2 separate regions of the Homo sapiens genome follow, and region 1 is linked to region 2. Evidence: chromatin loops called from intact Hi-C (ENCODE). Cell type or tissue: endothelial cell of umbilical vein. All regions are shown on one strand. Links, peaks and the distances in the headings refer to the core of each region. The heading gives the core; the rest is flanking DNA.

Region 1 (2,918 bases), core at 110-2,609, 60 kb before region 2:
AAAACAGGGTGGGCCTAAAGAGAATGCATTCACCGTAAGGGAACAGAGCAAGTCTGTGCATTGGGACAAGGCTGGATGGTTTCTGCTTTTTTCCATTCCCTTATTTAAGAAAACATTCTGAGACTGATGTTCGGCCTTGCCCTAGAATTTAGCCAACACAGAGCTTAGAGAAGGAGTATTTCAGAAGTGTATTATAAGACCCTGGGACTCAGCACTGTGAGCTTTACTATGAACCAGACGTTGAGCCCTGGGAGCAGTCTTGCTTGATTCTGGCCATTGCCTTCTTGCCTTGCTCTCATGCATGAATCCCTGTCTTGATCATCGATCTAGTATCCAGACCCTCCCTGCTCCAGACCCCAGTGGCCAGCCACGGAGATGGCCCTTGTGTTGACTAACCCCATGCTTACCTGCTGAGTTTGCCTAAATCAGCTTCCTGCTGTGTTCCTCAGTTTCATGCTGCCCACTGTTAGGGCCATGTTCTGCAGAGAAGCAGTAGAAGGAAGTTGTTAAGGGCATGAACCCTCCAATCAGCTAGCCTGGGGTGAGGTCCTGTACCATTTACCAGCTGTGTTACCTGGGAATGTCATTTCTTTACTCTGCCTTGGCTTTCTCATCTGTAAAAGAAAGATGAGTACCACCTGCCTCCCAGGTGGGCAGAGAGGAGAAAAGGTGCTGACACATGCAGAGTGCTAAGAACAGTGCAAGACACACAAACACATGGGGATTGTGAGCTTCCTCACAGTGGTTCCCCCTTGGGCTGCTTGCTTGAACAGCCACACCCTCTGAACACCACATTTTTCATCTACTGGAGTGTGCTCCCCACAGTATCTGCTGCACACATATGGGCTCATCTAATTCCAGAGCCCACTAAGATACTATAAATTAAACAGCAAAGAACACACAACATCTCAGCCGAAAATCATTTATTGAGCACGTACTATGTGCCAAGCACTATACTGGATGTAGGGTATGCAATTAATAACTTATATTCTCTTACCTTCTTAAGGAGCTGGGGGTCTAATGCATTTATAGAATGTCTCTAAAATCACAGTGGAAATTAATAGGAAAAAGAATCTTTGCATCCCCCTGACATGTGACCAGTGTGTACAGTTAGATTTCCCCGAAAGCTTGATCCTTTTGTTTTTCAGGACTGAATTCTCTGGGTTGGATGGGTGTGGGGCAGGGGTGGGAACTGAGTCAGCTATCTCAGCATCCCATGAAGACTGACATTCTCTGGATTGTGGGGTGAATGGATCTCCAGGGAAGAGATTCTGGGGAAGAGTCCCTTTGGTAGTTTTCCAGTTCTTAGATATAAAGCCCTTGCCACCACCAGGGGATTGTGTTTACTGTGGCTAACCTGGGAGGCACAATAGGGTTATAAAATTAGAAAGCCAGTCAGGTTGATGATCCCCGCCCCTTCTCTAATTCATTCCCTCACTGTCTCTATCACTCCAACTCTTAGGAATCCAATATGTTTATATGCATTCACTCTTGTTTTCATCCTCCCTATTAGGAATGAAAGGTGTTGCAGTGAGCATAGTTACTCTGTGGAGACAAATCGGAACGTGTTTCCTGTGCTGGGGCCTTCAGCCAGCACCAACTGAGGATGGCTCAGGGTCCTGGTGAGGAGCAGGGCCCATGCCAGCCTTCACAGCCCACAGGCAGGGTGGGCACATGCACTGGTTGCCTTGGCAGAGAAACTATAATATACGTGGAGGGATGAGGGGCTCAGGCTGCAGCATTTCAGTAGCACACCCCTATAGGACTGCCTGTTTAGTGCAGTAATCATGTTTCCCATAGAGCCCTGGGAGCCCCAAGGCAGAAGGTACGGTAGTTCTAGAAGCCTTCCCAGAAAAAAACAATGCATAAATTAGACTTAAGGAGGGTGCCAAAGAGGGTGATGTTTAACCCAAATGATATAATGTTTAAGCCAAGCAAGAAAAATACCTCGGGCAGCCTTTCACCGAGCCAAGACAGAATGATGGGCAGAGGCACGGAGCAGGGAGACCTTGCTGGCAGCCCTAAGCTTTGACACCAGATGCACTGCAAGGATATTTAAGATGGCTCTGCAAACAGGCTATGTAAACTGAATGAAAAATCAGAACCTGAGGTACAGGGTACCCTTTAGGAAGCTGGTTTCCCAGGCCTCAGCCTCTAGGGATTTCCCTGGAGGATTAGCCAAGAGTTCCCTGTGTGATGCCAGAGACCTAAGTGGTCAGCGTGTCCTTCCTGCCTTCCCCCCCTCCAACCTGCCCCTCAGCCCCCAGGAGTTGCTGCCAGGTGGGTTCCTTTCCTAGGTCTACTTCCATGAGATGGGTTTTCAGGAGGCAACACAGAGGCGTGAAAGACAGCACTTCGACTCTTCCTTCTTTGTCTTTTAACACCACGTTAAAATACGCCTGTACCTGGGAAGCCTGTTTATGCAGCAGCAGCATCAAAAAGCCATTTCCCTACTTCTCTAATACTTTTTCTGAGACACACAGTACCTCACAGGAACTAGAGCCGGAGCTCTTCTTCCTTCCGTCTGTGATCTTTGTGTGTTCATGGCTTCAGCGTCAACATCACGGAGACTAACAGAAGCACAGGGTCCCTCCGGGTCTCCTGAGGCTGCCCCTCCCTATAACACACACACACACACACACACACACACACACACACACACACAGAACCGATGGTCTCTTAACGAGTCCTTCCTTCCTTTTACTCTCCCTCCTTCCCTCCTCCCTTCTTCCCAGCACTATTTTAAGTGTGACTGTCACTCTCATCATGGTGTATGACAAGTATCCCTTCGCTTGCTGGGGTCCCCTACAGACAGCCACATGCCCCCAGGGAGCCGCACACAAAGCTACCCAGTGTAGATGCTCGATCCATGTCAATTGCTTGTTGCCTTCACTCACCCGTTTTCTTCTCAAGGAGGT
Region 2 (2,918 bases), core at 270-2,769:
GGCCTTTCCTAGATACCACTTACCTCCTCATCTCAACTATTTGTTCTCCTCATAGCTCAGGGCCGTCTAGGTAATGCGTCTTTCCAGCTGCCTCCTAACTGTCCTGAGTATCTGAAACCCCATCCGCAATGCTAAATCCTTGGCTCGTATCTACCCCAGCCAGATTGGAAAGAGGTTTGGAAATTCAATCACTGTTGCTAAAGTTTGATGAGGGATTAAAACAGAAGCACTTAAAAGTTGACTTAGAATGGGTAACAATCCCTTAATCTACTCCTTGTCCACCACAATAGCAGACATCTGAGGAGAATGGTCCGTTGGACCTGTGTTGTTTGGTATGGTGGCCCCTAGCCACGTGCAACCACTGAGCATTTGAAACAAAGCTCATCCCAATTACAATATGCTTTAAGTATAAATAAACATGGGATTTCAAAGATTTAGCATGAAGAAAAAGATGTAAAATATCTCAATAATTTTTATAACATTTTGTTAAAATTTGGAGATTTTACATATATTAAAAGTATATTAATAAAATTAATTTCACCTGCTGCTTTTTACTTTTTTAATGTGGATATTAATACATTTAAATTATGTATGTGGCTCACATTACATTTCTATTGGAGTCTCAGTATGGACAATAGGGCTTTTCTAGTACTTCAAATAACTCCACATGCAGGTTATTTGAAGGTATGCTCAGATTATGCTTGAGGTTCCATTATCTGCAGCAATAAGAATTCAGGACAGAATTCTTCTAGAAGATGGTGCTTGATTACTCCCAAAAGGAGTCACCAGCTGTCAGCTTCTTGGGCCCCCCAGGGTTGATGGTCTGCCCACCACAGAAACACCCGGCATCCCCAGCTGAGCCCAGACTGAATTCCCTGAGCCGGGCTCCCCACCTGGGCTGGGAGTCTCTCTAATGCTTCTGTCTTCCTGGCTCCCAAGGGAGGGCCTCTAGTTAAAGGCATGCCTAAAACTCCCAAATCTGCCATGGAACACTGAGAGGCTATGCTCTCTATGGAATCTTCTGAGAGATTGCTGACTTTGACCAAAACAAAAGATATCAGAATTAAAGGCTGTTTAAATCAAGGTTAATATCATTTAATTGGAGTGGAATCTGGGGCCTGCATTGATTGAGTCCTTGCAGGGAAAAGCCACCTCCCTTAAACAGCATAATCCAAACTTCTTAAGCTGGCACTGGAAAGAGAATCTATTTATAAAAGGCAACTTCTGCCTAGGGTCTTAAGTATGCCTCCAAACTTTTTCTTCACTTTAAGGATCTGACAATATTATCAGCATGCTGGCCTAAAGTGAACGCTACTTCCCCTTTGGAGAGCATGCTGCTAGACTCAGGGTCAGTTCAGGGGACCAGAACCATTGAGCTGAAATCAGTGGTCAAGTCCTGGACAAGAAAAACCCAGTCACCTTTTATTCATAGACCACCTTCAATGGGACTACTTACATCTCATGTCCTTGTCACCCCTTGATGGGATGGGGAAAGCCCCTAGAACTACAGTTTGTTTCCAAAGATTCCACATAAACCAAAAGAGGCCACCCTCAGAGGCCACTGCTGGCCTTAGCTGTGCCAAGCAGCTCCGAATGAAGCAAAAACAGAAACACATGATCAGCCATTTTCCAACAGAGGAAAGCCTGAAGCCCCCTGGAATGTGAAGCCACAAAGCCAGGAGAGTCTGAAGATCTCGGGCTGCCCCTCAGTCCAAGGTGGGGGTAAGGGACACATAACGATGCCATTTCATATGATTAAAAATATATTGCATAAATAAGGCCAAGGAAAATAGAATAAAATATAAACTAAAAATAAATGGTTGAGTCAACTCATCTTTAATGCTTTTCTGTGTAACATCTATTTTGTATAATGGAATACGACTTTCATACTCCGACTGCAAATTTAACCTTGGCCACAAGTTATGATGTACATTACAATACACTTTTATTATGTTATACAGTATTGTGGTGGTTTTTTTAATCTATTGCTAAGCCCCTAACAGTATGTCTGCATCAGTGAAGCCCATCTGTCACAACCACAGTGGAGACATTATTATGTAAATAGTTCTAGGGCCTCCTTTTGGGGGAATTTAATATACTGTCCTAATATCCCAGCCGGAAAAAAAAATGTTTATGAAAAAAATATATATATTTTTTTGGTTTGTTTCATTTGTAGAGAAAGGCAGGTTGAGTTGCTCAGGGTTTTTTTGTTGTTGTTTTTTTTTTTAATAGTCCAAATCTCTTTTCTTCTCTCACTCACAATGTCTTTAAAAGCTAATGATATGGCTCCCAATAAAATAAAATAAAATAAAATACATGAGAGACTTCTTTTAAACACACCAGCTGAAGTATAGGGCATTAATATCGCACAGCCTAGTGCATTAGCCATCTTTCCTATATTACAGTCATATTTCAATAAACTAAGTTTTCTTAGCAGGTGCCATCTTGGATTATTTCTTCATTAGACTGAGTTATAAAATATGCAGAAGGGTATGCTGAATTTTTTATTTCTTGCCAGTTTTAAGCCTTTGCCAAAATCCATACATCTAAATTTTCCCTCTTAAAGGTGGAGGGCAACACCGGGAAGGGATGGACAGACACTTGTGCTTGCAGGGCTGAGGGAACAAGGGCAGGACCGAATGAAGTGTGGCTTGTAAACAGAAGATGCCAGTGTCCCAGACTTCTTATTGCATCTTAATGAACCAAGCCAGGATTTTAGGGCAGCACAAAGAAAGGAGCTAATCATTGGTGGGAGCTGGGCCACCTGGACCTCCCAGCCCCACATCAGCCAAATCCTGGCTTTTAATCAGGCCTCAAACATTCACTGAGCACTGGCCAAGCAGTGAGTTCTTTGAGAGAAGCAAGAGAAGTGAATTACATACTCAAGGGCATCCACTGTGGACGAAGAAAGAATAATG

What was found. Peaks named below come from ENCODE experiments on the same cell type or tissue, not always from the same donor. Only the 100,000 strongest peaks of a DNase experiment are listed, where the experiment ranks them.
Region 1: a loop joins it to region 2, with 6 times the contacts of the local background. A loop is called at or near these places in 3 of 110 quality-filtered maps.

Annotation. Positions count from the first base shown.
Region 1 is chr18:37,723,405-37,726,322 of GRCh38, reverse strand. LOC102724417 (a long non-coding RNA gene) reads right to left here. Exons shown (of 4, transcript XR_001753556.2): 1 at 2,898-2,918; 2 at 408-479. Among named protein-coding and RNA genes, the nearest start is that of MIR4318, 68 kb to the right of the region's middle. In endothelial cell of umbilical vein, for the core only: no CTCF peak of the experiment used is centred there; no DNase peak of the experiment used is centred there.
Region 2 is chr18:37,663,519-37,666,436 of GRCh38, reverse strand. No RefSeq gene overlaps it. Among named protein-coding and RNA genes, the nearest start is that of MIR4318, 7.8 kb to the right of the region's middle. In endothelial cell of umbilical vein, for the core only: no CTCF peak of the experiment used is centred there; no DNase peak of the experiment used is centred there.